3 separate regions of the Homo sapiens genome follow, and regions 2 and 3 are each linked to region 1. A link is a loop called in an ENCODE intact Hi-C map of the cell type or tissue named here. Cell type or tissue: dorsolateral prefrontal cortex. All regions are shown on one strand. Links, peaks and the distances in the headings refer to the core of each region. The heading gives the core; the rest is flanking DNA. Region 1 holds the start of LOC105370120 (a long non-coding RNA gene). Region 2 has its middle 83 kb from the start of CPAP. Region 3 holds the start of LOC105370121 (a long non-coding RNA gene).

Region 1 (10,925 bases), core at 1,760-9,759:
AGTTACCCTGTTCTGCTGTCAAATACTAGGTTTTATTGATTCTACCTTATTATAAGTTTTGTACCGATTAACAATCACCACTCCCCCCTCCACTACCCTTCCCAGCCTCTGCTATCCATCATTCTACTCTCTATCTCCATGAGTTCAATTGTTTTAATTTTTAGCTCCCACAAATAAATGAGAACATGTGAAGTTTGTCTTTCTGTGCCTGGCTTATTTCACTTAACATAATGACCTCCAGTTCCGTCCATGTTTTTGCAAATGACAAAATCTCATTCTTTTTTATGGCTGAATAGCACTCCATTGTGTATATATACCACATTTTCTTTATCCTTTTGTCTGTTGATGGACACTTAGGTTGCTTCCAAATCTTGGCTACTGTGAATAGTGCTGCAGTAAACATGGGAGGGCAGGTACTTCTTCAATATACTAATCTTTTGGGTATATACCCAGCAATGGGATTGCTGGATCATAAGTTGGCTCTATTTTTAGTTTTTTAAGAAACCTCCATATTGTTCTCCATAGTGGCTGTACTAATTTACATTCCCACGAACAGTGTATGAAGATTCCCTTTACTCCACATACTTGCAAGCATTTGTTACTGCCTGTCTTTTGGATAAAAGCCGTTTTAACTGGGGTGAGATGATATATCATTGCAGTTTTCACCTGCATTTCTCTGATGATCAGTGATGTTGTGTACCTTTTCGTATACCTATTTGCCATTTGTATGTCTCTTTTGAGAAATGCTTATTCAGATCTTTTGCCCATTTAAAAAATCAGATTATGACTTTTTTTCATATAGAGTTGTTTGAACTCCTTACATAGTCTGGTTATGAATCACTTATCAGATGGATAGTTTGCAAATATTTTCTCCCATTCTGTGGGTTTTCTCTTCACTTTGTTGAGGCCTTTTGTGACGCGCCTCTTTCACCTAGCATGACGTTTTCAAGATTTATGCATGTCGTAGCAAGAATCAGTACTTCAGTCCTCCTTATGCTGAAGAATGTTCCATTGTGTAGATACACCGCATTTTAAAAACCCATTCATCAGTTGATGAACAATTGGGTTGTTTCCACTTTTTGACTATCTGGAACAATGCTGCTATGAACATTTATATACAGGTTATTGTATAGATACATGTTTTCAATGCTCTAGGAGTAGAATGGCTGGGTTACATGGTAACTATATGTTTAGCTATTTGAGGAATTGACAAATGGCTGCACCATTTGAAAATCCCACTAGCAATGTGCAGGGACTGTAGTTTCTCCATATTCTCATCAACACTTGTTATTGTCTCTTTTTTATATTAATTACTCCAGTGTGTGAGAAGTGGTGCTTCGTTACGATTTTGATTTGGATTTCCTTAATGACTTAATGATGTTGAGTATCTTTTCATGTATTTATTGTTCATTCGTACATTTTTTTAGAAATATCTACTGAAATTTTATTGTTGAGTTGTAAAAGAGTCTATATATTTTGGCACAAATCTCTTATCAGATATAATTTGCAAATATTTTTACCATTCTATTTATTATCTTTTCACTTTTTTGATGGTATTCTTTAAAGCACAAACATTTTTGCTTTTGATGAAACCCAATTCATCTGTTTTTCTCTTTTGAAGTTTGTGCTTTTTTGTGTCATATATAAGAAATCATTGCCTAATTCAAGGTAGATATTATTTTACTTTGAATTAGGCAATGGTTTCTTAGAGATGGCACAAAAAAGCAAAAAAGTTTTCTTGTAAGAGTTTTCTTCTAAGACTTCTAGTTCTTACATGTAGGTCTATGACCCATTTTGAGTTGGTTTTTGTATATGGTGTGAGATAAAGATCAAACTTTATTTTGTGTGTGTGTGTGGATATCCAGTTGTCCCACTACCATTTGTTGAAAAGACTATTCTTTCCACGTTGACTGATGTTGGCAACCTTGTCAAAAATCAACTGATCATAAATGTAAGGCTTCACTTCCAGACTCTGAATTCAATTCCATTAATCTATGTCTATCCTCATGTCAACCCTGTAGTATCTTGATTTCTGGAGCTTTGACATATATTTTAAAATTGGGAGGTAAATGTTCTCCATCTTTATTCTTCTTTTTCAAGATTGTTTGGCTATTGTTAGTTTTATAAATTTCCATATGAATTTTAGAACAGCTTGTCAAGTTCTGCAAAAGAAAGGCAGCCTGGATTTTAACAGAGGCCATGTTAAATCTGTAGATCAATTTGGGGAGTATTACTATCTTAATAATATGAAGTCTTCCAATCCATGAACATGAATGTATTTCCTTTATTTATGTCTTTATATTCTTTCAACAAGGTTTTATAGTTTTCAATATACACCTCAATTAAAAAATGAATGTCTTTCTTTAAAAAAATGAACAGGAGTAGTTATTTTTAGAATGAGAATGTTCTAATAACTGAAAATACTAAGGTTTATATGATTGGACTGATATGTCATTAAGCAAGATTCCTCTCTGAGAGAATGGAGTGGTGGTGTTTAACAGAGTGCAGCTAATGGTTGTTAATGGGAAAATAAAGCCCTTCAATGTTGATGCTCTGAAGAGTTAAGATGACTCACTAAAAGTAACTATGGTGATAGAGAATAGAATAAGCTATAACTTGCATTACACTGACATTTACTTTGTCAGAGCAATCTTACAAATGAAAAGGCATTTGTTTTTCTTTAAAAAAGATACTGTGCTTTTGTCAAATGTTTATTGAATTTGCATCTGTCATAATCAATGAGCACCTGTCTTAGGATCCTGGTGCTCAGCACTGCTCCCTGTCTGGTTCACATCTGCAGGCACCTGAGAATGAATAGAGCTCCTCTGCTCTCTCGTTAGCCCCATCCCAAAGGCTGAGCCTCTACTGTTTGGGAACTATCAAGAGAAGACACAGCTATCAAGCCAGGAGGTAAGTCTCTGTTTGTGCAGAGCTTCTTGTGAAACTGTAGCAACCACTAGCAAGTTTTCCCAACTACAAAGACAGGTGGGCCCATCCCTTGCAGGGGTAAAACACATTCTACTTCTAGAGAGAAGAGATTTTGTACCTGAACTTAAGGGAAAACAGACCAGAAAGGATGCAATGGGCTACCCGAGCCAAGTTCATTTTCTTACTAACAGGATGATTCATCTTCAAAGGTATTCAGTCTCAGCCGACCCTAGTCTAAGAAAACCCTGAGTGAAACCAGCCAACAATCTGCTTATCATAATCTCTTCATATGAGCTGTTATCATGCAAATAATCTAGATGTTCCTGAGATTATTACAAATAATCACCCTTCAAGTACATGTTGTAAAAAATGGTATTAACATTTGCTGAGTGACTGTGCCCCATGCATTGATCTGGTGCTTTTATATGTAATTCTCAGTTTAATGAAATTTGATAAATATGATTTAAAAATCACTACCTTCCAAATCAATTCAACAAACTTGTGTTCACTAAACAGACAAGTAAAACATCATCCATGTGTGTGTGTGTGTGTGTGTGTATATATATATATATATATATATATATATCCATATATATTTTTTCTTAATATTTTCAGAACTACTATTTTTTTCTTAATATTATTTTGATCATTCTCTTTCCAAAAATTTGATCTTTCTCCTTCCAAAATTACTATAAGACCAGCAAAAAAAAAAAAAAAAAAAGCATCAGAGTTCTTTCTATCTTTCTGATTTTCCCACTGAAGGGTGACAGAAAAGAAAGGTCCTATCTGTCATCTAAAATCTATTAGTAAGTACTTTAGCTAAGTCTGGAAACTAAGATGTCACATGTCAATTACACAGGAATGAGCTGACATTTGCTTCCTGCCAGGAGCAATACACAGATTCAGAGAACTGCTACTCTGAACATAGTTACAGAAAATAAAATATTTACCTTTGCAGGGATCTGGGACTTATGAAGCTAGTATTAAAAAGCTGTATGTTACAAATGAGGACTTAGATTTCAGAGAGTCCGTGTAAGTCCCAGGCTTTTTCAGTGTGGGATCTCATTAGCCAGCCTGTGTGAATGTGCTGAAACAAAGAGAGGATGCTTTCCCTTACTTCTGGCAGAGTTAGACAGAAGTAATGAAGGAGGTGGTGATACATCATTAATTCTCTCCAAATACCTCCAGAATAAGACTGAAATGTTAATACTGAAAGGGCTCGTAGATGCCATGTCCCTCCAGTTCTTATTTTACAAACAAGAAACTGAGGAAAGGCAGACTGTGACTTTGGTGAGAGCTTCTAGTCCCTTTGTCATCCCTCCTGTATGCCATTTGGAGATGCTGTCTGCCTAGAGTAGTTTTGCTGGTGGGGCTGTGATTTAGATTCTCTGCAGCTGAGTCAAAGCAAATGTAAAAATGACAGAGGATTATTGAGAGTAAGAGTGTATCCCACTCTCAGAGAACAGCTGATCCTTTCCACCATGGCCTCTAAGGAATTTCAGGTAATCCAGATGAACTGGCATTCATCCCAAGTGCAATTTCCATTACTCACGACAATCTGCTAACATAAGGTGCCCTGTGCTTCAGAATTAGCTTCAGGCTTTGCCAGCTAGAAACAGCCAGCCATAGACTGGCTTGCTTTTAAAAATATCACTTGGCTACGATACAGACCTCTAATATAACAGTTGTCTGCAGTCTTAATATAAAATGAAATTAAGTTGAAAGAACTTTCCAACTATGTGAGATCTGTGATCCATATTTATATATCAGATGTTTATAGTATATATAATTTATTCTTAAAGTATAAACAATATATTAAACTATAAATATATATATTTACATATACAGACATTCTAATACAGGCATTTATTTAATAAGCTTTGCATTTTTGTATAGTAATTACTATACGAAATATATTCTCATTAATATAAATAGACTTCGGTCTATTTATATTAATGAGAAGAGCATATGCAATCCTACTGAATGACATCTTTCTAGGAGTAAAATTAACTCTTAAACTATCACTAAAACAACCGAGTTAAAGCTTCCCCCGTCTAAGAAAAAGACAAGTGTTGGCCAGGCGCAGGGACTCACGCCTGTAATCCCAGCACTTTGGGAGGCCAAGGCAGGCAGATCACGAGGTCAGGAGTTCGAGACCATCCTGGGCAACATGGTGAAACCGTATCTCTACTAAAAATACAAAAATTAGCCGGGCATGGTGTCGCGCACCTGTAATCCCAGCTACTTGGGAGGCTGAGGCAGGAGAATTGCTTGAACTCGGGAGGCCGAGGTTTCAGTGAGCTGAGATCATGCCACTACACACCAGCCTGGATGACAGAGCGAGGCTCTGCAAAAAAAAAAAAAAAAAAAAAAAAAAACAACAACACCAACAACAAAAAAAACAAGTGTCCTTTCTGAGAAAAAATATTAAGAACTTTTCCTCTTTACTGAGAGTCTACAGTAGACATGAGAAAACCCAAATTGCAGTTTCACAGCTCTTGTAGCAAAAGCAAGTTTTCAAGCAGCAGATCTTATTCATTATTGAAGCAAAGATTTCCAACAGCATATGCAAGATGTATTTTCTGGAAATTGGGACATAACACCCAGCACTTGAATTAGAGACCACAGGAAAAGTGTTTTTTTTCTGTTTCTCCACCATACGATTCAATCATATTGAACAAAAGACTCATCCTGTTGTTACTGTTCTACATACAGTGAATATTTTTACTGGTAGTGCAAAGTAATACAGGCTCCAGTAAGAGGAATTAGTCCCGCCAAAGCCTGACTCCTGGGTGACAGTGTCCCACTGCTGCCATCTTCTGGAGAGTCCAGGCTCAGCAGCAGTGAGCAGATGGTTTTAAAATTCAGATCACCTCCAGCTGATTCACCTCACTGACTGACAAAGCCAGCCCTGCTGCATTTGCGGGTGTGGATGTGGTTACAGGAGGAAAAGGCTCCCTGAAATGGGCTGAAATAATGAAGGCTTGATCTAGGAGGCAAGGCATCCTTCCTGATCTGTATTATAAGTGACTACAATAGCTAATGAGTGGAACCCGTCTTAGATATCAAAACCCTAACTTGTCTCCCTCTTTCCTTCCGCCATTGAAAACAGAAATAGGTGCGGAGCCCACAGTATCCTCTCCTGGGGCCCCAGGCCTGCCTCTGCATGTTTTCAAGCACAGTGGCAGAAGCACGAGGCCACCCGCCCACCCTCAGCTAGAGGGAGCCGGCTGGGGCCCCAGGACCCCAGCCAGGATGGCGTCTGATCACCAGAGGGCTGGGTGTCTTCCCTGTCCAGTTTCATGATGTCAGGGTGCTTGATAGGGTTGTTGTCCAAAAATAAACTAATAATAATCAGCGCTGCTTCCTCTTCCTCCCTCTGTGCAGTTTCAGAGCCCACTTCCTGAGAGCTCACTGGACAAAGGCTCCATGCCCACTCCAAGGGTTGGCCCTGGTCAGCCCTCTCTTCTGTTTGGGCTCTCTCAACTCAGTAACCCCACAGGAGGTGGTGTCCTCAGAGGCCCAGGGAGTGGTCCCAACCCACTTTGTAAACCTTGGGCAGTTGCTGAAGGCAGATCTTCCGCCAAAGGTAAATACTGGGTGGAATTCCCAATACAGGAGGTCGCCTGGGTGCAAACTTGCCCTGGAAATACATGGAAATGCTCCCTGATCTATCAAGTCACCCTTCTCAAGATTCAGAAAGCTTCAGTGACCCAGAGGAATACCAAGGGGGAAATGGTGAGATGGCGGGGCTGTCTGCTGTCCTCCTGCACCTCCTCACAGTCTAGTCTCATCTTCTAAGCACCCACCACAGGTACGCGCATGTGCGCGCGCACACACACACACACACGAACTCAGAGACACTCCCCCAACACACACACACACACACACACTCACACACACAAACTCAGAGACACCCCCCAACACACACACACACACACACACGAACTCAGAGACACCCCCCAACACACACACACACACACACACACACACACACACACACACCCCGCCCTCTCTTCTGCCTTGCAGTCAAATATGTGAATCCTTGGATGACACAGAAAGGATTTATTTAACAGGAGACTGAACATTTTGAACATGGAAATGTGAATATCTGTGAACACTGAATAGGCTAGATTAGTAAGAGCAGAGACTGGAAGAAAGGCCAGGTGGGTGTCTTCTCCTGTCTTTTCCTTCTAATTAGCATTCAGTCAGACTGTATAGAGGACCTGCTACATCCTGGGGATGATTCACACATTGTCCCTGCCTCCCAGTTACTCCTCCTCTGATGAGGGTTTGCAAACGAACTTTCTTCCATCATTTATCCCCCAAAACATGTATCAATTGATATCGTTACTTGCCAAACATAAAATAACATAAGGACATGAATTCTAGAGGAATTTTGTTTTGAGAAATGAAAATATAGATTTCAGAGGCCACTGGGAAAGGAAGATTTACAGGACCAAATAACTGACAAAAATGTTAACTTGCCAGAGAAGAAAGACTCAAAAATGTTCCATTGACATAAACCTAGATAACTAGGAGAATGAGAGTGCCTGTGTAGGGGAGTGAAAATAATTTTCTCCTCCACCCTTCATAGGTTTCTAGCTAGGTCTCCCTGTTAGGGGCGTTCAAACCAGAGCGACTCCATCTTCAGTGAGGGCTAGGAAAAATGAGGCTGGGACCTGCTGGGCTGCATTCCCAGAAAGTTAGGTATTCTTAGCCTCTAGGTGTTTACCGTTAAGGGAACAGGTTGATAATGTTTACTAAACAGACCCAGACTTGGGAGTGTCCTGATATCCCAGTATCTTGAGAACAGAAGCATTCTTAATTTTGCTTTAAAGATAACATCAATTCTTGCAAAATAAAGTAATTAAGAAAATTAACCCTTTATCATAAACCCTTGTAGCAGAGTACATCTCCCCACAATCTTTCTTTTTATCCCATATGTAAACAGGATTTATCCTGTATATACCTAGGGAGGACGTGTTTCCCCTCCTACTTTCGAGAACGCCCTGCTCTGTCTATGAGTAGCTATTCTTTCACCACTTTACTTCCTTAATAAACTTACTTTTGCTTTGCACTGTGGACTTGCCCTGAATTCTTTCTTGTGGGAGATCGAAGAACTCTCTCTTGGTGTCCGGATCGGGACTCCTTTCCGGTAACATCACTATGTTGCCCAGGCTGGTCTTGAACTCCTGGCCTCAAACCATCCTATAGATTCGACCTCCGAAAGTGCTGGGGTTACAGGCATAGCCACTGTGCCCAGCTGGAACAATCTTTATGAAGGTGAATTAAAGCTGTGAGGCATGAGACCAGAAAAGATGCACCAGGAGTAATGGATTTTGGTGGAGAATGAGCCACAGAAACGCGATCATGAGGCAAATGGTGGGGCCTAACCCTGCCTTCTCAGTCCTCGGGATGGGAGACCGGGCTAGAGAAGAGAAGGCTGGTGTGAAAACGCCGGGAGGGTGAGTTTTGGCAAAAATGGGGGCATCTTCAGTTTCACTTGGCACCAAAAGGAAAATTCAATGCACATTCTTTCCTGGATGTCCAAAAGCCTAATGAGGTTTTGCTTTCTTTGTCTTCTCTTTCCGGAGCCCTCATCGAGCCTCATTCTCAGCCACATCGTAAGGATTTAGAGGCCCTAAGCACTGACGACGCTGTGGTGCCACAAAAATAGACAAGCAGGGCATGTGCGCTGAAGCTGGAAGAGGCTTCTTCCATATTTTCATTGCAAAATCAGAACTTTGGTGAGTTTTTTAAAAATGTTTTAAAATGTTTGCGCCCCTGTTTTGCTGATGCCCCTGGGAATCCCAGCACGGCCTTTTCACCGACTGCTGCTTCTCAGTCTTCATGAGAGCCCAGAGCTCTGTGCTCGGCTCTTTCCTGTCCTCCCGGGCTGGCCTTGTGCTTTCGTGACTGGGTCAGGCTCCTGGGCTCTGTGTCTGATGCAATCAGTGCCACCTGAATGCCTGGGCGGCCTCAGCATACGGGAGTAGACCGGGCGGGGCCCTCGCGTGTGACACCATGGCTGTTTCAGATCCACCGCAAACCCCCCGCCCCAGTGCTGCCCCCGGTCCCCTCACACTCTGGAAAGATTTGCCGGAGCCACTCTGTCCTTTTCTTTAGTGCAGCTGCTGGCTGATAAACCTGCTCCTGCTCTCTCTAAGGCAAGGCCAAGCACAGCTCCTTTCCCCTAGGGCATGTGCCTTTGCACTGCCCGAGGCTGCTCCTTGGTCCCAAGTCCACAGTACTTTGCTTCTCAGGACAGTTTTCCATTCTCAGGTAAGCACTCAGGGGAGCTCTCCCAGTGGCACAGTTCCAGGTCCACCTGAATCCTTTCAGGAAGGACCTCGTCCCTCTGAATGCTGGTGATCACATTTCAACACAATTTATGAAGTGCACCTCGTAGGAAAAACTTAGAAAGCCTTTCCAGATCCACCAGGCATAGGCACCCTTCTTTCTTTGCTTCAAAGAAACAAAGATGGCATTTAAGCATGACATTTAAACTCTTTGGGGTCTACTCTAGAGAATTCCTCATTGTTCTGGGTCATCACCCAGGTATCCAGGAGATACACATATTGTTAAACTTCCGTTTGTTTTTCTCTTGTTAGTTTGCCTTTTGTTACAGAGAGACTCCCAGCTAGGAACCCATGAAGTTGGAGGTTTATGGGAATGTCTAGATATATTTATAAATCATAAAATTGTTATTTTGCTACTCAACTTGTTCAGGAGAAGCAACAGTGTTGCAGAAAGAGGCCCAGAGTGGGGACAGCAATCCCAATTCTGCAACCAATGGGCTCTGTCACTGTGGGGCCTTTCCATGCCTCTGCCTCCTCATCTGAAAATGAGCGGGTTGGATAGATTTTTCACTACTGTTCCTTTAAGTTCTACCATGCGGAGGTTTTTTACATTGCTACCTTCTTATGTGACATAGTTTTGCAATTAAGAACTCTCAAGTTCCTCTTTGCAGTTGGTATTTGAGATGTTAAGAATGGAAACGCTGATTCCCCTCAGACCCGCTTTGCAGATAACCCTGCATTTTACCGAGATGTCAAAGCAGGAAGTGCTTGGCTGGAACATCTGCCGACAGCCTCATCTCTTTCTGCAAGATCATGATGTTCTGCATGCTCCTGTGGCCTCTTATTTCACGTTGGTAAGAATTTTATGTTTATTTATTAACCTAAGGTAATGTGGTAAATTCCATGGTGGCTCACCTAACTTCTGAGTAAGCTTTTGCTTTATTTTTATTTTTTTCCATGTTTCCTCCTGGCAAGCTCTCCCTGCAAATTTTGAAACAACTTTAAAGATGAATAAAAAGCAGCTCAGCAAGTGAATCCCAGATCCCGGTAAGAGAGTGTCTCCCCCAACTCACATAGTGAGTGCACATCATCCCCAGAACCACCATGAGAGTGAGCCTGGTAGCGGGTAGCACCCTGCCTGTGACGAAGCCAGCACACTATGACGAGCAGCAGCTTCTAGACCCATGGACCACGGGCACTGCCAACGCTCTCCCTCCGGGGACTCCTCCTGCCTCCCATACAGGGCCAAACTCCGACGCCCACGAGCTCGCTCAGAATTGGCTCAGGCTGCAATCACTTCTCTTCTCCTACCTCCACACCATTCCCTGATGGTGGACAGCTTCTCCTTTGAGAACCACACCTGCCTTTTCAGACAAAAGGAGACACCACCCACCCTCCTGCTGAGGGCTGCTCCCCTGGGGCCTTCTCAGCACACCTCTCTCTCTCTAGGTCAAAAAACAAATTTCACATGCTGAATTTTTACCTTTTTTAAAGTGACTCCGAATTTTGGCACCAGCAATTAATTCAACACTTGAATAAGATTTGAAAACCTCACAACAAATCACAAATATATTATGGGTCCTGTTGAAGGTGGTATTGTGGTTAATGTAATTCTCTCTCTCTCTCTCTCTCCCTGTGTGTGTGTGTGTGTGTGTGTGTGTGTGTGTGTGTGTGTGTTCCTTTGTGTGTCTGGCT
Region 2 (10,925 bases), core at 1,557-9,556, 110 kb before region 1:
GGGAAAATGCCTGGGTTCTATTCTGGGTTCAGCACACACAGAATGACTCTGAGTGAAAAGGGAACGTCTGCAGGGTCACCAAGAGCAACTCACTGAAATCTCTAAAAGGGGCTGAGCTCCCAGCAAGATGTGTGGGGAGTGGGAGAACGGGAGGGAGTTAAGTTAATGTGATTTTTTTTTTTTTTTTTTTAGATAGAGTTTTGCTCTGTGGCCCAGGCTGGAGTGCAGTGATGTGATCTCGGCTCACTGCAACCTCCACCTCCGGGTTCAAGCAATTTTCCTGCCTCAGCCTCCAGATTTCCTGGGAATACAGGTCCGCACCATGTCTAGCTAATTTTTTTGTACTTTTAGCAGAGACGGGTTTTCATCATGTTGGCCAGGGTGGTCTTGAACTCCTGAGCTTAAGTAATCCACTCACCTCAACTTTCCAAAGGGCTGGGATTACAGGTGTGAGGTGAGCCACTGTGCCTGGCCAGTTAATGTGAATTTAATGTCAGCACATAGAGTGCCTTCAGCTGACATGTGGCTCACTTGGGCAATTTTCAGTCTTGTCAGGTGTATGATATGATTCGTCAATACTTTAATCTGCATGTGTATTGTAATAAATGTTTCCTGTGCAGACACTCTGCCACACATTTTGCTGGACCCTGGGGTGACAGCAGGAAACAAAAATCTGTTGGCCGGGAGTAGTGGCTCACACCTGTAATCCCAGCACTTTGGGAAGCCGAGGCAGGCAGATCACGAGGTCAGGAGATCGAGACCATCCTGGCTAACAAGGTGAAACCCCATCTCCACTAAAAATACAAAAAATTAACTGGCATGGTGGTGGGCGCCTGTAGTCCCAACTACTTGGGAGGCTGAGGCAGGAGAATGGCGTGAACCCCGGAGGCAGAGCTTGCAATGAGCCAAGATTGCGCCACTGCACTCCAGCCTGGGTGACAAAGCGAGACTCCGTCAAAAAAAAAAAAAAAAAAAAAAAGTCTGTTGTCTGAGCTCATATAGTTTACGGTCAGGTCAGAGAATAGATACATACTTTGTTTTTACAGAGTCTTGTCAATTCCCAGAAAAATTCCCTGTCCCCAGCCAGGAGGCTCGAGAAAAGATTTCCTAACACAAAAACTAACCCAACTATGGACCACCCTAGGTAAATCATTTGGGAAAACTTCCTGCTCCAAAACTCCCTGCCAAAGTGTCTTTTCTGCTTAGGAAGACTTTTATTTTTTAAGGCTCCCTCTTGGGATAGAACTTTCTGGAGGTAACATGTCTGCAATCTCTTGCCAGCCTGCAGTTCTCAAGGCTATTTGCTCAGGCTTTCTGTTTGCTGTTTGTTTGGTTTTCCCAAGAAATAGGACACTAGATGGAACCCATGGTCTGTCATTTTCCTCTCAATACAGGCCAGCCACCGGCCGCATGTGGCTTTGGGTGTTTCCTCCACTCTGCTGACTTCTGCACATGCTCCACTGCTGATCCCCAGCTTAGGCAAAATAAAATGCAATCTTCACTGGGAAATATGCGATTACACACCAACTGCAAGATCAGGCTTTTCCTGAATGTGGTTTTTTACCCCTCATGTCAGTATTTTTTTTCATGAACTATTTTTCAGATGAGGCGTCACTATGTTGCCCAGGCTGTTTCGAACCCTGGACTTTAGAGACATTCTGCCTCAGCCTCTTGCCAACTGAGTAGCCGGGACTATAGGTGTGTGCACTGCATCTGGCCAGGTCAGGATTTGTCAAGTTATCCTAAAGATGACGTTTATGGAACTATGCCCAGAAATACCAGCCACATCTAATACTTAGAAAAATAAAAACAAAAATTTAGATACCCCTGAATAAGTCGCTTCAAGGATTTTACTTCTGCAGAACCAAGAAAGCCACCTGCCCGTAAGGCTTCTTGGAGTTTTCACATTGAGGAATCATTTCTACGCGGGTGGGAGCCAGGACCACTCCAGGTCCCAGAAAAGAGAACTCGCTATATGGTTTTTGTTTGTTTGTTTGTTTTAATATCCAGGGTGGTCCTGAAATTTGCATGAGGAGTCAGCCTTGATTTTTGGGGAGCCACCCGGTTACAGTTCACGGCCACCCACACTTGTAACTCTGGGCTTTTTAGGGTGGAGTGAGGCCTCGGGAAGCTCTTCAGCAGACTCAAAGGAAAACCAGCTTCTGGACGTAGCCAGGGGGAGTGTGCTGCCCTCTCCCGATGACACACCGTGTTCCTGGGTTCATTCAGTGGGTATAGCCGAAGATTGTTTTACCAGGCATAGTTCACATTCTTTTAATTCTTGGGAGAAAGTAAGGCGTGACTGTCGTGTTCGTCTGCTGCATCTCAAAAGGGCAGAGACGCTGTGTTTTGAAAATATTATCCCTGGACCGTGAAAGCACGAAGCACGGGAAGCTGTGGACTTAAACCTGCTTCCATTCTTCCCACTTCTTCCATTCTTCCCACTTCACTTAAGTCAAACCAGGGGTGTTAGTCAATAAAAAGTGTTTCTGGCCAAGCACGGTGGCTCCAGCCTGTAATTCCAGCACTTTGGGAGGCCGAGGTGGATGGATCACCTGAGGTCAGGAGTTCGAGACCAGCCTGACCAAAATGCATCTCTACTAAAAATACAAAAAATTAGCTAAGCATGGTGGCATATGCCTGTAATCCCAGCTACTCAGGAGGCTGAGGCAGGAGAATTGCTTGAACCTGGGAGGCAGAGGTTGTGGTGAGCTGAGATGGTGCCATTGCACTCCAGCCTGGGCAACAAGAACAAAACTCTGCCTAAAAAAAAAAAAATAGTGTTTCTTCTTCCTTTGAATACAATTGAATTATCTTGTGATTTTTATTAGTAAGATAAGTTTTGTTAGCTGTTATGCCTTATGATGTTTTTGAGCAGCCACACTAATTGTGCTCTGAAAAGCACTGCCTTTGTGATTATAATAATTCAGTGTAGGAAAGAATGAACAGGTGGCTTTCTGCTGGAAATACTTTTTTTGTTTGTTTGTTTGAGGCGGAGTCTTGCTCTGTGGCCCAGCTGGAATGCAGTGGCATGATCTCAGCTCACTGCAGCCTCCACCTCCCAGGTTCAAGCAATTCTCCTGCCTCAGCCTCCTGAGTAGCTGGGACTACAGGTGCCCACCACCACACCTGGCTAATTTTTGTATTTTTAGTAGAGATGGAGTTTTACTATATTGGCCAGGCTACTCTCGAACTCCTGACCTCAGGTGATCTGCCTGCTTCGGCCTCCCAAAGGGCTAGAATTACAGGCATGGGCCACTGCGCCCGGCCCAGGAATACTTTTTCATTGAGGGGAAGAGGGAGTGGGTGGAGACTGACAATAAGGTACTCTTGAGGAAATATGGTAGAAGGGTGGATAAATATCAGCACATGAGGAGTTGCTTCACAAAAATATCCAACCTACTGACAAAAGAGTTGTGGAGTATTTCATGATACAATAGTGGTCGTTGTTCTGGGTCTGTGAGACCTCCTTGCGTCATTTTACCTTGGTCACTTCAAATCCTATAAACAAACATTTACTGAGATCTCATGTGCAGCGGGCACGGTGCTGGGGGTTTGGTCTCAAGGCTAAGGAGGTGGAGGAGATTGGGCTTCCAAGGAACAGGTGAATAAATAGATTCATTGAGTTGTGGTGGTTCTATTTCCTCTTCCCACCAAAACCACATGCGGGAAACATAGTTCCTCAAAGTCTGTGGTGTGGGTTTTAAGTTTTTTCGTGTTCTTAGATCTAAAAGAATCTTAGGCCGGGCACAGTGGCTCATGCCTGTAATCCTAGCACTTTGGGAGGCCGAGGCGGGCGGATCACGAGGTCAGGAGATCGAAAGTATCCTTGCTAACACGGTGAAACCCCGTCTCTACTAAAAATACAAAAAACAAAAACAAAAACAAAAACAAAAATAGCCGGGCGTGGTGATGGGCGCCTGTAGTCCCAGCTACTCAGGAGGCTGAGGCAGGAGAATGGCGTGAACTCGGGAGGCGGAGCTTGCAGTGAGCCGAGATCGCGCCACTGCACTCCAGCCTGGGCCACAGAGCGAGACTCCGTCGCAAAAAAAAAAGAAAAAGAAAAAGAAAAAAAAGAATTTTGAACATCAAATTTTAGAAGCTGCTAGTACAACTGGAAGAGCAGATATAGGTAAACCATTTTCTTCACTAGTTTGACCACATTATTTGATTGCTTCTCTAAAATGGGATTTCTTTTCTTTTCTTAATGGCCTCTCGTTTGTTTACTGAGAGATGCTTACTCTACTGTGTGTCTTACATCTAAACTAGATGGAGCAACACTGAATTCCGGGTCCAGTCAGGTTCTTCTTCCTCCCATGGTCCAGTGTACACAAGGGCTTCCCGCCAAGTGCCCACCTCTGGTTCTCCTCCTGTCCTCACGGTTTTCCTCTTTGGCTATGGTCTCTGCTCAGCACTGGTCTTCTCTTTCCCACACTCTACTGCAGTGTATACACACGCAGCCTTGGTCCCTGTCCTCTCAGTAATTATTTCAGAAGACCTCCCGCGTTTATTCACGGGTAGCAGGCACCTCATCACGTCCTCGAGCTCCTCTTGGCATCCTTAATTAGCCCCCACATTGCAGCCAGAGTGAATTCCATGCACACAGCCATCAGCAAGCACCAGGCCTCTGCCTACCGCGCTTAAATATTTATTGTTATAATAATAAAAAAGGAGGAGGAAGCTTTCGTAAATAAGGATGATGAATTAAAATTCACTGTGATGTAAATTGTTCTGGGTTAAAGGAAAAATCGACAGGATTTTCTCTAAAATGATTGAAAAATCTCTGGATGCTGCAGGTCAGGCCAGTAGACAGCAGGGGGCATGAGAGACATTTCTCCCGTTCTCAGTCCTGTCCCCGAGCTTGTGAAGGCAGCGCACACTTGCTTCCAATGCGATCCTTGCAGCTTTTCCACCCATGATATCTGTATTTGTTTTTTCAAATTTTATGTATTTTTCTATCACGAACTTTGATTTTTTCCCCCTGCACTGTGTAAGAATTTATGCATTAGCTGAAAATAAAACATCTGGGCCAAAAGAATAGTAGTTTTCTGTTCCTCATAACTTGCTCCCAAAACAGTGGCTGAGCACCAGATGGCAGCATCCTTCTGTTTCAGAATATTAGGGTAGCATTAAACATTTTTTAAACACATATACCTCACAACTAAAAACATTGTTTCTGTTTTTTTCTTTAATAATATTGGAAATTTCAAAAGAAGTCTTTTGTTGATTTGTTTGTTGCATTCTGCAAATAGTCACTGATCTTATAACAGTGAATTTTATCCTGCAGGAATTCTGGCCTATTTTGGTTGGGGAAGTGTCAGATGTGGTTTGGGAGGATGACAGTTTATGATGTAATTAATTGAGATACAAATGAAAATATTCAGTTTGCTTCTCCTGTATTCTCTGTCTGGTCTGTCTGCCCTCCATCCAACATGTCCAGGCCATCTGCAAACTCCCAATGGAGTTATCTTCTAGAGTTTGACCTTGGCAGACGATGCTAGCAACAGCTGAATGCTCTTCCCAGCTCCATTCCACAGCCGCTCTCCAGGTGTGGCCTGCCAGTCAGGAGGACTTCTCAGTCCTTCGTGTTTTCAGACTGGTCTGTCTTTGCAGAGTCCCCTCCTCCTGCTTTAAACCCCCTCTCCCTCTTCTTCACCTAGCTTGGGAGTCTCCTCTTCAGGGGGGTTTCTTCACTGCCCCCTCCTCTATGCCCAGGTTGAGCAAGATTCACCAAAGCACTCACTACATCTTATTTAATTAATCATTTATCACATTTGTCTCCATCCTATAGACTAAGTATCTTTTTACTTTTATATTCTGTGTTAGTCTACCACAAAGTAAGTGCTCAATAAATGTTTGCAGGGTAAATAAAGTTATGGGTAATTTGATCCAGCAATCCCACTTCTAGGCATATATACCCCCCAAAAGCTAGTAAGTATATCAAAGATATATATGCATTCCCATGTTTATTACAGCCCTATTTGCCATAGCCAACATGTGGAATCAACGTAAGTATCCATCAATGAATGAATGGATAAAGAAAATGTTATATATATTCACAATGGAATACTAGTCAGCCATGAAAAGAATGAAATCATGTGATTTTCAGCAGCATGCATGGAGCGGGAGATCATTGTGTGAAGTGAAATAAACCAGGCACACACAAACATTGCATGTTCTCACTTGTATTTGGGAGCTAAAGACGTTGATCTCATAGAGAAGAGGTTAGAGTGATGGTTACCAGGGGCTGGGAAGGGTAGGGGGAGAGGAGGGATAAAGCGAGGTTGGTTAATGGGTTCAAACATACAGTTAGAAGAAATAAGATCTAGTGTTTGTCAGTACAGTAGGATGATTGTACTTATCAATATTGCATATTTCAAGATAGCTAGAAGAGAAGATTTGGAATGTTCTTAACACAAAGAAATGACAAATAGGCCGGGCGCGGTGGCTCACGCCTGTAATCCCAGCACTTTGGGAGCCTGGGGTGGGCAGATCACGAGGTCAGGAGTTCGAGATCAGCCAGGCCAACATAGTGAAACCCCGTCTCTACTAAAAATACAAAAATGAGCTGGGTCTGGTGGCATGCACTTGTAGTCCCAGCTACTCAGGAGGCTGAAGCAGGAGAATTGCTTGAACCCGGGAGGCAGAGGTTGCAGTGAGCCAAGATCGCACCACAGCACTCCAGCCTGGGTGACAGAGCAAGACTGTGTCTCAAAAAAACAAAAACAAAACAGAAAAAAAAAACAAAGAAATGATAAAGTTTCGAGGTGATGGATACCCCAGTTGCCCTGATTTGCTCTACACATTGTATGTATGTATCAAAACATCACATGTATCCCATAAATATGTATATTAAGTATCAATAAAAAATACAACTTATGGCAACATTAATGGAATGATCCATGGCTAAACTTTTCTGCAGGCTTAGTGTCCTCAGGCAATGAATGATTGGCAGGTTTTTTTTTTTGTAACATCTTAAGCTGATTTTTTTTTTTTACTATTATACTTTAAGTTCTAGGGTACATGTGCACAACATGCAGGTTTGTTACACAGGTATACATGTGCCATGTTGGCTTACTGCACCCATCGACTCATCATTTACATTAGGTATTCCTCCTAATGCTATCCTGCCCTCCACCTCCCAACAGGCCGTAGTGAGTGATGTTCCCCACCCTGTGTCCTTGTGTTCTCATTGTTCAATTCCCACTTATGAATGAGAACATACAGTGTTTGGTTTTCTGTCCTTGTGATAGTTTACTGAGAATGATGGTTTCCAGCTTCATCCATGTCCCTGCAAAAGACATGAACTCATCCTTTTTTATGGCTGCATAGTATTCCTTGGTGTATACCTGCCACATTTTCTTAATCCAGTCTATCACTGATGGACATTTAGGTTGGTTCCAAGTATTTGCTATTGTGAATAGTGCCGCAATAAACATACATGTGCATGTGTCTTTATAGTATCATGATTTATAATCCTTTGAGTATATACCCAGTAATGCGATGGCTGGGTCAAATGGTATTTCTAGTTCTAGATCCTTGAGGAATCACCACACTTCTTCCAAAATGGTTGAACTAATTTACACTCCCACCAACAGTGTAAAAGCATTCCTCTTTCTTCACATCCTCTCCAGCATCTGTTGTTTCCTGACTTTTTAATGATCACCATTCTAACTGGCGTGAGATGGTATCTCATTGTGGTTTTCATTTGCATTTCTCTGATGATGAGCATTTTTTCATCATCATTTTTTCAGTGATGAGCATTTTTTCATGTGTCTGTTGGCTGCATAAATATCTTCTTTTGAGAGGTGTCTGTTCATATCCTTTGCCCACTTTTTGATTGGGTCATTTGATTTTTTTCTTGTAAATTTGTTTAAGTTATTGGTAGATTCTGGATATTAGCCCTTTGTCAGATGGGTAGATTGCAAAACTTTTCTCCCATTCTGTAGGTTGCCTGTTCACTCTGATGATAGTTTCTTTTGCTGTGCAGAAGCTCTTTAGTTTAATTAGATCCCATTTGTCTATTTTAGCTTTTCTTGCCATTGCTTTTGGTGTTTTAGTCATGAAGTCTTTGCCCATGCCTGTGTCCTGAATCGCATTGCCTAGGTTTTCTTCTAGGGTTTTTATGGTTTTAGGTCTTACATTTAAGTCTTTAATCCATCTTGAGTTAATTTTTGTATAAGGTTTAAGGAAGGGATCCAGTTTCAGCTTCCTCATATGGCTAGCCAGTTTTCCCAGCACCATTTATTAAATAGGGAATCCTTTCCCCATTGCTTGTTTTTGTCAGGTTTGTCAAAGATCAGATGGCTGTAGATGTGTGGTGTTATTTCTGAGGCCTCTGTTCTGTTCCATTGGTCTATATATATGTTTTGGTACCAGTACCATGCTGTTTCAGTTACTGTAGCCTTGTAGTGTAGTTTGAAGTCAGGTAGCATGATGCATCCAGCTTTGTTCTTTTTGCTTAGGATTGTCTTGGCTATGCGGTCTCTTTTTTGGTTCCATATGAACTTTAGAGTAGTTTTTTCCAATTCTGTGAAGAAAGTCACTGGTAGCTTGATGAGGATGGCATTGAATCTATAAATTACCTTGGGCAGTATGGCCATTTTCACAATATTGATTCTTCCTACCCATGAGCATAGAATGTTCTTCCATTTGTTTGTGTCCTCTTTTATTTTGTTGAGCAGTGGTTTGTAGTTCTCCTTGAAGAGGTCCTTCACATCACTTGTAAGCTGGATTCCTAGATATTTTATTCACTTTGTAGCAATTGTGAATGGGAGTTCACTCATGATTTGGCTCTCTGTCTGTTATTGGTGTATAGGAATGCTTGTGATTTTTGCACATTGATTTTGTATCCTGAGACTTTGCTGAAGTTGCTTATCAGCTTAAGGAGATTTCGGGCTGAGACGATGGAGTTTTCTAAATATACAATCATGTCATCTGCAAACAGGGACAATTTGACTTCCTCTTTTCCTAATTGAATACCCTTTATTTCTTTCTTTTGCCTGATTGCCCTGGCCAGAACTTCCAACACTATGTTGAACAGGAGGGGTGAGAGAGGGCATTCTTGTCGTGTTCCGGTTTTCAAAGGGAAAGCTTCCAGGTTTGCCCATTCCGTATGATGTTGGCTGTGGGTTTGTCATAAATACCTCTTATTATTTTGAGATATGTTTCATCAATATCTAGTTTATTGAGAGTTTTTAGCATGAAGGGCTGTTGAATTTTGTCGAAGGCCTTTTCTGCATCTATTGAGATAATCATGTGGTTTTTGTTGTTGGTTCTGTTTATGTGATGGATTACGTTTATTGATTTGCATATGTTGAACCAGCCTTGCATCCTAGGGATGAAGCCAACTTGATCATGGTTTATAAGCTTTTTGATGTGCTGCTGGATTCAGTTTGCCAGTATTTTATTGAGGATTTTCACATGGATGTTCATCAGGGATATTGGTCTAAAATTCTCTCTTTTTCTTGTGTCTCTGCCAGGCTTTGGTATCAGGATGATGCTGGCCTCATAAAATGAGTTAGGGAGGATTCCCTCTTTTTCTGTTGATTGGAATAGTTTCAGAAGGAATGGTACCAGCTCCTCTTTGTACCTCTGGTAGAATTCGGCTGTGAATCCTTCTGGTCCTGGACTTTTTTTGGTTGGTAGGCCATTAATTATTGCCTCAATTTCAGAACCTGTTATTGGTCTATTCAGAGATTCAACTTCTTCCTGGTTTAGTCTTGGGAGGGTGTATGTGTCCGGGAATTTATCCATTTCTTCTAGATTTTCTAGTTTATTTGCATAGAGGTGTTTATAGTATTCTCTGATGGTAGTTTATATTTCTGTGGGATCGGTGCTGATATCCCCTTTATCATTTTTTATTGTATCTATTTGATTCTTCTCTCTTGTCTTCTCTATTTGTCTTGCTAACAGTCTATTTTGTGATCTTTTCAAAAAACCAGCTCCTTGATTCATTGATTTTTTGAAGGGTTTTTCGTGTCTCTATCTCTTTCCGTTCTGCTCTGATCTTAGTTATTTCTTGCCTTCTGCTAGCTTTTGAATTTGTTTGCTCTTGCTTCTCTAGTTCTATTAATTGTGATGTTAGGGTGTCAATTTTAGATCTTTCCTGCTTTCTCTTGTGTGCATTTAGTACTATAAATTTCCCTCTATACCCTGCTTTGAATGTGTCCCAGAGATACTGGTATGTTGCGTCTTTGTTCTCATTGGTTTCGAAGAACATCTTTATTTCTGCCTTCATTTCATTATTTACCCAGCAGTCATTCAGGAGCTGGTTGTGATTGGCAGGTTTTAACTGGACGTTTGAAACTCATTTTTATGGAGAACAACGAACTTGGAGGGGAAAACAATCCAGATGTGAGGAATAATTTGAATCTGTCAGGTCTATTGTAAAAATCACTTTTGATTTCCATGTGGTATTGCATAGAGTGTTCCTGAATGTAACCAGACAGTTCACCCAGGCAAGCGGTCAACAAGGAACACACCTTCCCCAGAGTCTGCAGGCGCTGAATTTCATCTTCTTTTTCATCTAATTCCACAGTCCTTTAAATCCCCATAAGCTAAATTTCTTGATTCCAATTTCAGAAGGAGCTTTGTTACAATTAACTAAATTTTAAATTTTAGGCTATTCGAACAAAAAATTCTAATATAGGAAGTAAAATAATATTGCATTTCCTCATACATTTCTTCCCCTGTGTGTGCCATTTCCCAATTCGGAGGAAAAGAATATTTTAAAACTGTTTTTTTTTCCTGTACATAATACACAATCCCTTCCCCTCTCACACACTCTTTTTTGTCCAGGTTTAAAATAGCAACTCCAGCTGATGGTAGACACTGTTTGGGGATTTTAAACCACTAATCAATTTCGCAGCTGGAGGCAAAGCACTTTGCTTGGAAATATTTTTCACATAACATACAAGGTGCTT
Region 3 (10,925 bases), core at 1,403-9,402, 120 kb after region 1:
CCCCTGGAACAAAACCCGAGCCCCTCACCTGCACACCTGCCCCTCCTTCCTGTGTGTCCTGCTCTCTGGGGTGATGGAGGCATTTCTGTCTTTACCATGAACCCTTTTCTCAGGAAGACAAAATTAAATAATAAAGCCATGATAATATGATTTGTAATGAGCAAATGTTCTAATGTTTAAAAGGGAAGAAGATGGTGATAGGCAACTAAACAGTGAGGCAGGGGAAAGAGGGGCACTGCCATGGCGCTCTCATTGCACCTGACCCTTTCCCGAAAGGTCTGGGAAAAGAGTTCCATGCAACTGACATGAGATAATATTTGTATTTTCATGAGTCACAAAACTGCCAGAAACAGACCTGTTTTCTGAGCTACAGACTCCTGAACCCAGCTTCCTACTAACCGTCTCCCCCTGCCTTTCCACAGTGCCTTCAATCCTTCCCATGAAAAGCAGAACCCATAATCTCCCACACATATACCCGACCCCTGCAGCTTTATTTCTCAATTTGGTTAATGACACTGTGGTCCCAGCCGGCAATCCAAGAGATATCAGAAATGCCTATTTCTGCTGCACCCTCACGTTGAACTGTTCCTCAAGACCTTTTGATTCTCCCCACTACAACTGTCCCTACTCCTTCCCCTACTTGACATCCCGGCATGCAATGTTTGCTGTTTTATCACTGCCTGAGCAATTGCAAAAGCTTCATCATTGGAACCTGTTGTCTCATGCTGGATCCCCGCTCTCCTCCTTTCCCTAAAGCAGAGCTTTGCTAGAACCTGTGAGCAGGTAGCCGACCTGGAAACTACTCAAAGAGGCAGGAATGAAGGAGCCCAATGAATAATGGGAGGAGCAAAACCAACATAAACATGAATTACTGAGATCACCTCTGTAGGCAACTGGGGCTCGGTGCCACCACTTGGGCACATGCAGGTTGCTTCTCTGAATGGACCAGGAGAAGCGTGTGGCCACTGGCTCCATCCCTCCCTGTGTGAGGGAATCCCCTGAAAGGGTTAAATCTCCTGCATTTTGGAGCTGGGTGGTTCTGAGCTGGGCACAACCTACCTGGAGTCAGTGGCTCTGGAGAATACCTACAGCAGGGTGCAGAAGGTGTGAGGTGTACTCTTGGGAAAAAAGCTTTAGTGCCAGGTGCATCCAAGCCACAGGAAAGTGCTCACTGCCCCGAGTGAGGTGAGGGGGTGTGGCACAAGGCTCCAGAGGCATCTGACACCCGATAACCCAAATCTGCCCTCATTCCAAAAGGTCTTTCTAAAGTATGTCTGATTATGTAACCTCCTGCTTAAAAACCTCCAGCTCCCAGAGGCTTACAGCGCAGCACCTGCTCCCAGTAGAATACAGTCTGCACCGTCTGGCCACCACCACCTTCTGACCTCGTCTCCCATCTACCTATCCCCACCAACACATCAGAGAGCCTGCAGCACCCTGGACTAGTCATGATTTTGTTGACTAGTTGAGATGTAGTCTTGCTCTTGTTGCCCAGGCTGGAGTGCTGTGGTGCGATCTCAGCTCACTGCAACCTCTGCCTCCTGGGTTTAAGTGATTACCTGCCTCAGTCTCCCAAGTAGCTGGGACTACAGGCGCCCACCACCACACCCAGCTAATTTTTGTATTTTTAGTAGAGACGGGGGTTTCACCATATTGGCCAGGCTAGTCTCGAACTCCTGACCTCTGGTGATCCACCCACCTTGGCCTCCCAAAGTGCTGGGATTACAGGCATGAGCCACGGCCTGGCCTCATTCCTTTGTTTTTGTTAATCTCTTTATCTTGAATGTTCCTCCTCTTCCACCTGGTGAATTCCTACTTATCACCTAAAACTCAACTCAACTACCATTTCTCCTGTAGAGCGCTCCTGACTCCTACCACATGCCCCCATCTGGTCTACAGCGAGGGAAAGCAAAAGCATCCCTCTCTTGTTCCTAAACCCAGTCATCACAGGCCATGTCACGGGTGGAATGGTGTAGCCGGCCTGTCCATTTTCTTGTATTACATGCTGCCTCTCTCCCCACTATCTTATGAGACCCTTCAGGGCAGAAACTCTTCTGTCTTATTTTCACATTTTCAGTGCCTTAAACAATGTTTGACCCATAAGTCACTCACAAAATGTTTCTTGAAGAGCAACATGAATTAGTCACATATAATGAACTAGCCACTTTGCAAAGTATTTAATGCATGTGTCACTTAACCACATGGAGGAACCAAAAATTTGTCCTAATAAAGTACACCTGAAACACTTACCAACACGTGGTTAGGCAAAGAGGTTAAACGAACAGAGTCAGATGTAAACAGCTGAGAGTTCCGTTCCTCTACCACTTACTCATCTTCACCATACAGAGAAGCTTCCTCTCTTTTATTTTTATATTTATCCTTTAAAATATAGTCCTGGGGCCGGGCGCGGTGGCTCACACCTGTAATCCCAGCACTTTGGGAGGCCAAGGTGGGCGGATCACGAGGTCAGGTGATTGAGACCATCCTGGCTAACACGGTGAAACCCCGTCTCTACTAAAAATACAAAAAATTAGCCAGGCGTGGTGGTGGGCGCCTGTGGTCCCAGCTACTTGGGAGGCTGAGGCAGGACAATGGCGTGAACCTGGGAGGCAGAGCTTGCAGTGAGCCAAGATTGCGCCACTGCACTCCAGCCTGGGCGACAGAGCGAGACTCCATCTCAAAAAAATAAAATAAAGTCCCGGAAGAGCAACTGCTGTACATTTATTAGTTCAAGTCAAAATCCTCAGGGACTTGAAAATGGACACTAAATCAGAGGATCTGGAGTGAAATGCCTTGAGAAAGGGTAAGTGGAGAAATGAATGGCCCTTGCGGAGTGAGAAACTGGGTTAAAGCAGTGGGAACAGTCAGAGAAAACAGCCACAAACACTACATCTCCCAAAGACGAAAGCACTTCCCTAGTAGCTGCACAGGAAGGAGGGGCATGAAACATTTATTACTATCGCACTTTTTCAGAAAGCATTTGGCAAAGAGCCACCTGGCCTGACTCCTGGAGGTGCGGCCCTAGTCCCCCCATCCCAGCCCCACTGCCAGGAGGTGCTGCAGAGCACAGAGGCCCTCTAAGTGGGGTCTCTCCAGTGGCAGAAGGCTCTTAGCCATATTGGATGCATCCCATTATGATATTGCATTCTATCTAGCATTAACATTCAAATTGTAAAATCCTAACTCGCTTCTAACTCTGCAATGCACTCAAATATTTAGAATAAATATTTGCCTCAAATTAGGAGGAAGGAAAGAGAAAGCCTATTAAAAGAAAAAAAGGGCCAGGTGCAGTCGCTCACACCTGTAATCCCAGCACTTTGGGAGGCAGAGGCAGGCGGATCACCTGAGGTCGGGAGTTCGAGACCAGCCCGGCCAGCATGGCAAAACCCCATCTCTACTAAAAATACAAAATTAGCCAGGCATGTAATCCCAGCTACTTGGGAGGCTGAGGCAGGAGAATCGCTTGAACCCGGGAGGTGGAGGTTGCAGTGAGCCGAGATTGCACTACTGCACTCCAGCCTGGGCAACAAGAGTGAAACTCTGCTTCAAAATAAAATAAAGAAAAAGAAAAAAAAAAAGAGAGAAATTCTAGCAAATGGAAAAGTCACAGGCTATTTGAAATTTAAAAGTATAATTCTTGGTATGTAGCAATATTTTAACATGGTTCCTTTAAATTTCTTCTCAACTCAATCCAAAATTAAAAAAAAAAAAACCTCAAAAGTTTGGACCTGTATATCCATCCATCCACCTATCTATTCAATCAATAAGGATTTCCTGAGCACCAACGGGATGGCAAGCACTGTGCTTAAGTGTCGAGGATAAAAAGAGAATAACACTTTCTTGCCACTAAAAGAAAGCCTTATAGTCCAGAACAAGAAATGAGACATTTTTCCTTTTCCATGTCCAGTCCCTAGGATATCTTTAATATATTCTCTTTTTCCAATTCTTTTTTTCTGGTGGGGGGGCAGGGTCTTGCTGTTTCACCCAGTCTGGAGTGCAGTGGAGAGATCATGGCTCACTGTAGCCTTGACCTCCTAGGCTCAAACGATCCTCCCAATTCAGCCTCCCGAGTAGCTGGGACTACAAATGCATGGCACCACACCTAAATTTTTGTAGAGACGGAATCTCATTATGTTGCTCAGGCTGGTGTTGAACTCCTGGGCTCGAGCAGTCCTCCCACTTCGACTTCCCAAAGTGCTGGGATTACACGCTTGAGCCACCATGCCCAGTCCTACTTCAGTTATTTTATTAAAAAAGTTATAAAGATAAAAATGTAGTCTGCATTCATGGTCTCTACTTACTCATGTCCCCCATTAAACTATAAAGCCTCTACTGCCTAATGTCGGCCTCTAATCTCTACTGAAACTGCTCTTGCCAAATGAAAATGACAGGGACAATTTCTACTCTTTAAATGACCTCTAGGTGGCACTGGACATAGTTAATAATTTTCTCAATCACACTTCCTCCCTGGATCCTGTCTCTCTTTGGTTTTCCAGTGCGCTCTCTTTTGCTGTTTTTTCTTAAGGTCTGCCCAGTTTTGAGGGATTCCTTCTCAGATCTCTTATCTTATTCTAAGAACTGAAAAATTTTATGCATGCCCATGGCTTAATTCTGCACTATAACCTGGTGGCTTCCAGATTTCCCACTCTAATTGACATCTCTTCCCTTAACACCAGCCTCATATTCCAATTTGTATAAATAGCTCCACTTGGATGTCTCAGAGACATCTCCATGTAATACCCCTAAAACCTAAGCCTCTTTCCCACATACCTGATTCTTCTATTCCCTTCCTAGATGAATGGCAGCCCCATCTATCCCAGTCAGCCTGTGAAAAACCTGGAAGTCACCACTGCTTTATACCCACGCTCATACCTAGGCCCTCTAAATTCAATCTGACCTTGTATCACTCTTGCTTAAAACCAAAGCTCCAAACTGCCTCTCCATCTTCCTCAATATGACATCCAATACAGCTCTTACTACTGTCTAGTCACATTTTCATTATGATCATATTTTAAAATATGTTGCTCCCCACCAAAAGCCATGATGTCCCTTCTTTGCCTCTATATATATTCTAACTGGATAACTTTCCCCTTCCTACCTGGCTAGAGCCTACACATTCATCCAAAGCCTACTCCTATATGCAAACAGGTCAAAAGGAAGTCTTTGATGACCCCTCCCCAAGCTAGACTTCTTTATGCTATAAGAGCAGTAATTTACAGCAGCAAAACTTGTAAACTTGCAGCAAAATAAGTAAACTTGTTTACTTAGTAAACAAGTAATGTTTACTAAGGGCTAACCTGTCACACTGGTTCTTAAATGTGCATAAACATCCCCTGGGAGCCTATGAAAATGCTGGTCTTCAGGGCCCAGTCTGATGCTCAGATCATCTGATCTGGGACTGAGCTCAAGAGTCTACATTTTTAACAAGGTACTCTAAGTGATGCTGACACAGTTGATCAGGGAACCAGATTCTGAGAAACACTGAACTACCGGCTCTCCTCCAATCCACTCACTATGTTGCTACCAAATTAATATTCATAAAATAGCTTTTGTATTAAAACATCAAGTACTTGGCACCAAGCCTGATTGTGTGCTTCACACATACCTGTCAACTAACTTCAATTCAGTGAGGTTGATATTCTCTACAAAGAAGCAGAAGATTACAGGGGTTGACTTGCTCAAACTCTCCTTCCTATTGATAGGATTTAAACTTGAACCTCATTTCAGCCTACCATACCTTGGGTCATTCTCTGTTATAAAAAAACGAATGACCGAAAGTTTCACTGGTACCTCCCTGACAGTCGATGGACTCAAATCCTTGGGTTGGATTCGAAGGCCCTGAGTCTTCCCCTCCTTACTAACTCCCCATACTCCCCACATGAATGCCTCCGATAATTTGCTTAGCAAACACTCCCTTTCCTCTTATAGTTTAAATCTCTCTTCTCCATTGCGTCCCTCTCGAACTGCCAGATACTTGGATCTTCCTTAAATTAAATCACAACATTTTAGAACTGTAAAGGAACATGGCAAACAATGCCTTCATGTAACAGGTGAGGGAATGAGGCCCTGTGGGGAGGTGCCTTTCCCAGAGCCCATTGCAGAGCTGGAACTAGGTCCTGGTTCTCCTGGTCCTTGGGCCAGCACTTTCTCCACAAAAAACACCACCTCCCTTCATTTATTCCAAAAACTACACCTTCCTCTTGTGTGAAGGAGCCTTATGGAGTGATGGAAATGTTCTAAAATGGGATTGAAGTGACAGCTGCAAAACTGTCTATTTACTAAAAATCACTGAATTGTACATTTAAAATGGGTGAATATTAAAGTACGTAAATTATATCTCAATAAAGCTGTTAGAAAATAAAATCTTGCCCTTGGAGAATGAACTACACAATTAGTCAGAAGCAGGCTCCAGCACACAGCAGACAGTGGTGCATCATAGTTATCAGCCTACTGTTTGTCCTCAAGTTAAGGTCCCTGTCCTTCCTTAATCTTTTTTTGAGACGGAGTTTCGCTTTTGTTGCCCAGACTGGAATGCAATGGTGCAATCTTGGCTCACGGCAACCTCCGCCTCCGCCTCCCAGATTAAGCGATTCTCCTGCCTCAACCTCCCAAGTAGCTGGGACTACAGACGCCCACCACCACGCCCGGCCAATTTTTGTATTTTTAGTAGAGACGGGGTTTCGCCATGTTGGCCAGGCTGGTCTTGAACTCCCGGCCCCAGGTGATCCACCTACCTCAGCCTCCCAAAGTGCTGGGATTACAGGTGTGAGCTACCGCGCCCGGCCCCTGTCCTTCCTTTCATAGCAGCCATCTTACCTGCTAACACTGGAAGGTAAGCTTCCTGGGGACACCGGCTTTTGTATTTGGTCCTCTTCTCTGTCCCCAGTTTCTATAATAATACCTGGCATGTGGTAGGCATATCAAATATTTGTCAAGTGAATGAATTTAAAAACATGCAAACCTCTTTTTCATCACTCGACCACATCGAACCTGGCTTGTTTTTCGAGGGAGGGGATGGCCAACCTGTCCAAAGTTCACAGATGCTTGGGGCAGAGCAGGGACCGGCCAGGCTCCAGAGTCTGTGTTCTAACCACTGCCCTGTGCTGCCTCCCATGAGCATTGAACACACATTAGCTGGGAGTGCCAGCAAATCTGCAAGTAGTGAGATTACCTAGGTCCTAAGAGATGGCCACGTTGGTCAGTATCATTTCTTCATTTAAGAGAGAGCTGGGTGAATTGTTTTTAATGAAGATTAAGAAGGGTTTTGGAATAGCAAGGCTAAGTGTGAATACAGATTGCTGGCTGTGTAATGGTGAGCATGTTACCTAACTGCTGAGTTGGCTTCTTCACAAAAATGAGGAAAAGACCACTGTCCTTGCAGGGTTACTGTGAATACTGAACCAAACAATGTCTGTAATGTACCCAGCACCCTACTTGGCATGCACTAGGCACTCAATAAATGCCAAATGACTGAAAGAAATTGGGGGGAGTTGGGGGCAACGTGGAAAAAGAATCATAGGAAAGGAGAGTAAGGAGATAATATGAGTAAGACAAGGTGGCTCACGCCTGTAATCCCAGCACTTTGGGAGGCTGAGGCGGGCGGATCATGAGGTCAGGAGATCGAGACCATCCTGGCTAACATGATGAAATCCCGTCTCTACTAAAAGTACAAAAAATTGGCCAGGTGTGGTGACACACGCCTGTAGTCCCAGCTACTCAGGAGGCTGAGGCAGGAGAATCGCTTGAACCCGGAAGATGGAGGTTGCAGTGAGTCGAGATTGCACCACTGCACTCCAGCCTGGGCGACAGAGCGAGACTCCATCTCAAAGCAAAACAAACAAACAAACAAACAAACACAAAAACAGAAGAGGCAGAAAGAGGGACTCAGTAACATCTATGTAAATTTTAAACACACACACACACACACTTGCAGGACAAGCATCTCGAAGGGCATATATTCAATACGTTAAATAGACGTTCTGCGGGGAGAGGAATTCGAGTGAGCTGAAGGGGAATACAGAACGAGGCTGGGGCTTGTATGAGCAGAGGGAGCTGATGCTGAGCCCTGAGACCTGAGATACCCAGTCCCACAGGCCTCTCTGTTTCTCTCTCTCACACACACACCTCCCCCAGACTTACGCAAGGACAAGCAAAGAAGGAAAAGGGCACCCTCTCTGCCCACTCAACTTTTGTTCCCAAACTCTCTGATGTTTTGTTTCGCTATCTACCAGCTGCTCAAAAAATCTACCTTCTGCTGGCTCCAGTGAGCCCCAAATCCTCCACGATTCCCCTAGGTCCTCCCTTGCCACAACGCCTTTGCCACCAGTCCTCCTTCCCCTCCTCAAATGCCAAGATTGCTTGTCAAGGCCTTATTTCTTGACAATCTGCCCACTGTCTGCTATTTCTAGCGAATACATTATTAGATAAAGACTTCGGAATTTACATCTTCCTGGAGGAACTGTCTTGTATACAAGCATGCAGTTGGATCAGTTAAAAACAGAGGGCAGAGGAGCTGACAATTTCTTCTGTCAAGCTTTTGAAACTAAGTTGAGGAACAGCAACATCCTCTGATAATAATGTCTGGTGATCTGGTAATTTGAATAAGAGCTTCTCACTCACCCAGTTTCACACACATGTGTTCTATTCAACATCTCCAACTTCATTTCTTTTATGATATTCCATGTTTGCTTTCAGATAGCTTGGCTAGAGTGCACCTAAAATTTCTCATATATTGTATATGAACCTTGTGTGTTTAATTTTCATATTTTTGACAACCATATCAACAGAGCAATTTAAGATGAGCAAAAGGATGATGGTTCAGTTAATAAATCTGAGAAATGTTTTTCTTCCTTCTTCCTTGCCGAAGTGGTCAGCTTTTCATGGTGGCCACCCTTCCTCTAGTTTACAAACCTATATTCTGCCAACGTTAAGGAATAGCTGAATGAAAGCCAGAAAAGACGTTTCAAGAAAAGAAGGATACTGATGCAAAAATCCTCAACCAGAATACTAGCAAATTGAATTCAACAGCACATTAAAAGGATTATATACCATGACCAAGTGGGATTTATTCCTGAAATGCAAGAGTGGTTCACATATGAAAGTCCATCAGTGTAATACACCACATTAAAAGAAAGAAGGAAAAAGCCTCACGTGATCATCTTGGTGCAGAAAAAGCACATGACCAAATTCACACATTTTCACAGTAAAGTAATACTCAACAAACTAGGAATAGAAGAAAAGTACCTCAACATAACAGAGGCCATACGGCATATGAAAACCCCACAGCTAACACCATACTCAAGGGTGCAAGACTAAAACCTTTTCCTCTAAGATCAAGAAGAAGATAAGGATGCCAGCTTTCACCACTTTTATTCAATACAGTACTTGAAGTTCTAGTCAGAACAATTAGCCCAGGCACAATGGCTCATGCCTAGAATCCCAGCACTTTGGGAGGTCAAGGCAGGAGGGTTACTTGAGTCCAGGAGTTTGAGACCAGCCTGGGCAACATAGTGAGACAAATAAAAAAAAAAAAAAGTAGCTGAGCATGGTGGCGCCTGCCTATAGTTCCAGCTACTCAGGAGGCTGAGGTGGGAGAATCACCTGAGCCCTGGAGGTCAAGGCTGCAGTGAGCTGAGGTCACGCCACTGCTCTCCTGCCTGGGCACTGGAGTGAGACTCTGTCTCAATAATAATAATAATAATAATAATTATTATTATTATTATTATTCCATTAAAATAGTATCAAAAGAATACTTATAAATAACCAATGAGACTAAACACTTGTACACTGAAAACTATAAAATATTGCTAAAAGAAATTAAAGATGGCACAAATAAATGAGACGGCATCCCATGTTCACAGACTGGAAGACAATATTGTTAATTTGTCAATACTACCCCAAGCAATTTACGGATTCCACGTAATAACTATTAAAATCCCATGGTATTTTTTGCAGAAATAGAAAAACCTATGGAAGAATACATATTCACCATCTCATAGGACCGTGAACAGCCAAAACGATCTTGAAAAAGAATAAAATTAGAAGACTTACACTTTGATTTCAAAACTTACTACAAATCTACAATAATCAAACAGTGTCGGCTGGCAGGGTAAATCATGCCTGTAATCCCAGCACTTTGGGTAGCTGAGGCTGGAGGATTGCCTGAAGCCAGGAGTTAGAGACCAGCCTTGGCAACATAGTGAGACCCTGTCTCTACTAAATAAATAAATAAGCTTATTTATTTATTTAAATACAGTGTAGTACTGGCATAAGGGCAGACATACAGACCAATGGAATAACATAAAGAGCTCAGAAATAAACCTTCACATATGTGGTCAACTGAGTTTCAACAAAGGTGCCAAGACCATTCAGTGGAGGAAAGGATGGTATTTTCAATAAATGTCACCAGGAAAACTGGCTCTCTATATGCAAAAGAATAAAGTTTGACCCTTACCTAACACTGTATACAAAAATTAACTCAAAGTGAATCAAAGACCTAAATGTAAGACATAAAAATATAAAATTCTTAGAATATAGGGCAAAAGCTCTGCAAAGTTGGATTTGGTAGTTATTTCTTGAAATGACACCAAAATCACATGCAACAAAAGAAAAAATAGGACTTTATCAAGAGTAAAAACTTCTGTGCATCAAGTGACACTGTAAATAGAATGAAAAAACAACCCACAGACTGGGAGAAAATATTTGTGAGTCATATATCTAAAGGGATTAATATCCAGAATATATAAAGTATTTCTATAACTCAACAAAAAGCCCAATTAAAAAATGAACAAAGGACTTGAGTAGACATTTCTCTAAAGAAGATATATACAGGCCGGGCATGGTGGCTCACGCCTGTAATCCCAACATTTTGGGAGGCTGAGGCAGATGGATCACCTGAGGTCAGGAGTTCAGGACGTGCCTGGCCA

Evidence for each region. A loop is a pair of places that touch in the nucleus more often than their neighbours do. Peaks named below come from ENCODE experiments on the same cell type or tissue, not always from the same donor. Only the 100,000 strongest peaks of a DNase experiment are listed, where the experiment ranks them.
Region 2: it touches region 1 in a loop (3-fold over the local background); 51 of 110 quality-filtered maps call a loop at or near these places.
Region 3: it touches region 1 in a loop (1.8-fold over the local background); 3 of 110 quality-filtered maps call a loop at or near these places.

What each region holds. Positions count from the first base shown.
Region 1 is chr13:25,108,620-25,119,544 of GRCh38, forward strand. LOC124900613 (a long non-coding RNA gene) reads left to right here. Exons shown (of 3, transcript XR_941762.3): 2 at 2,801-2,910; 3 at 8,526-8,608. LOC105370120 (a long non-coding RNA gene) reads left to right here and starts at 8,600. Exons shown (of 3, transcript XR_007063728.1): 1 at 8,600-8,678; 2 at 9,959-10,084; 3 at 10,206-10,816. In dorsolateral prefrontal cortex, for the core only: CTCF peaks have their summits at 5,746 (motif pointing left) and 5,945; DNase peaks (open chromatin) are centred at 5,752 and 8,902; H3K4me3 peaks cover 275 bases; H3K27ac peaks cover 1,208 bases.
Region 2 is chr13:25,000,279-25,011,203 of GRCh38, forward strand. No RefSeq gene overlaps it. Among named protein-coding and RNA genes, the nearest start is that of CPAP, 83 kb to the left of the region's middle. RefSeq lists a silencer at 4,833-5,127. In dorsolateral prefrontal cortex, for the core only: a CTCF peak has its summit at 5,027; a DNase peak (open chromatin) is centred at 5,091; H3K4me3 peaks cover 406 bases.
Region 3 is chr13:25,228,723-25,239,647 of GRCh38, forward strand. It overlaps LOC105370121 (a long non-coding RNA gene), which reads right to left and starts at 7,598. Exons shown (of 3, transcript XR_941763.3): 1 at 6,817-7,598; 2 at 29-103. In dorsolateral prefrontal cortex, for the core only: a CTCF peak has its summit at 4,418 (motif pointing right); no DNase peak of the experiment used is centred there; H3K27ac peaks cover 1,941 bases.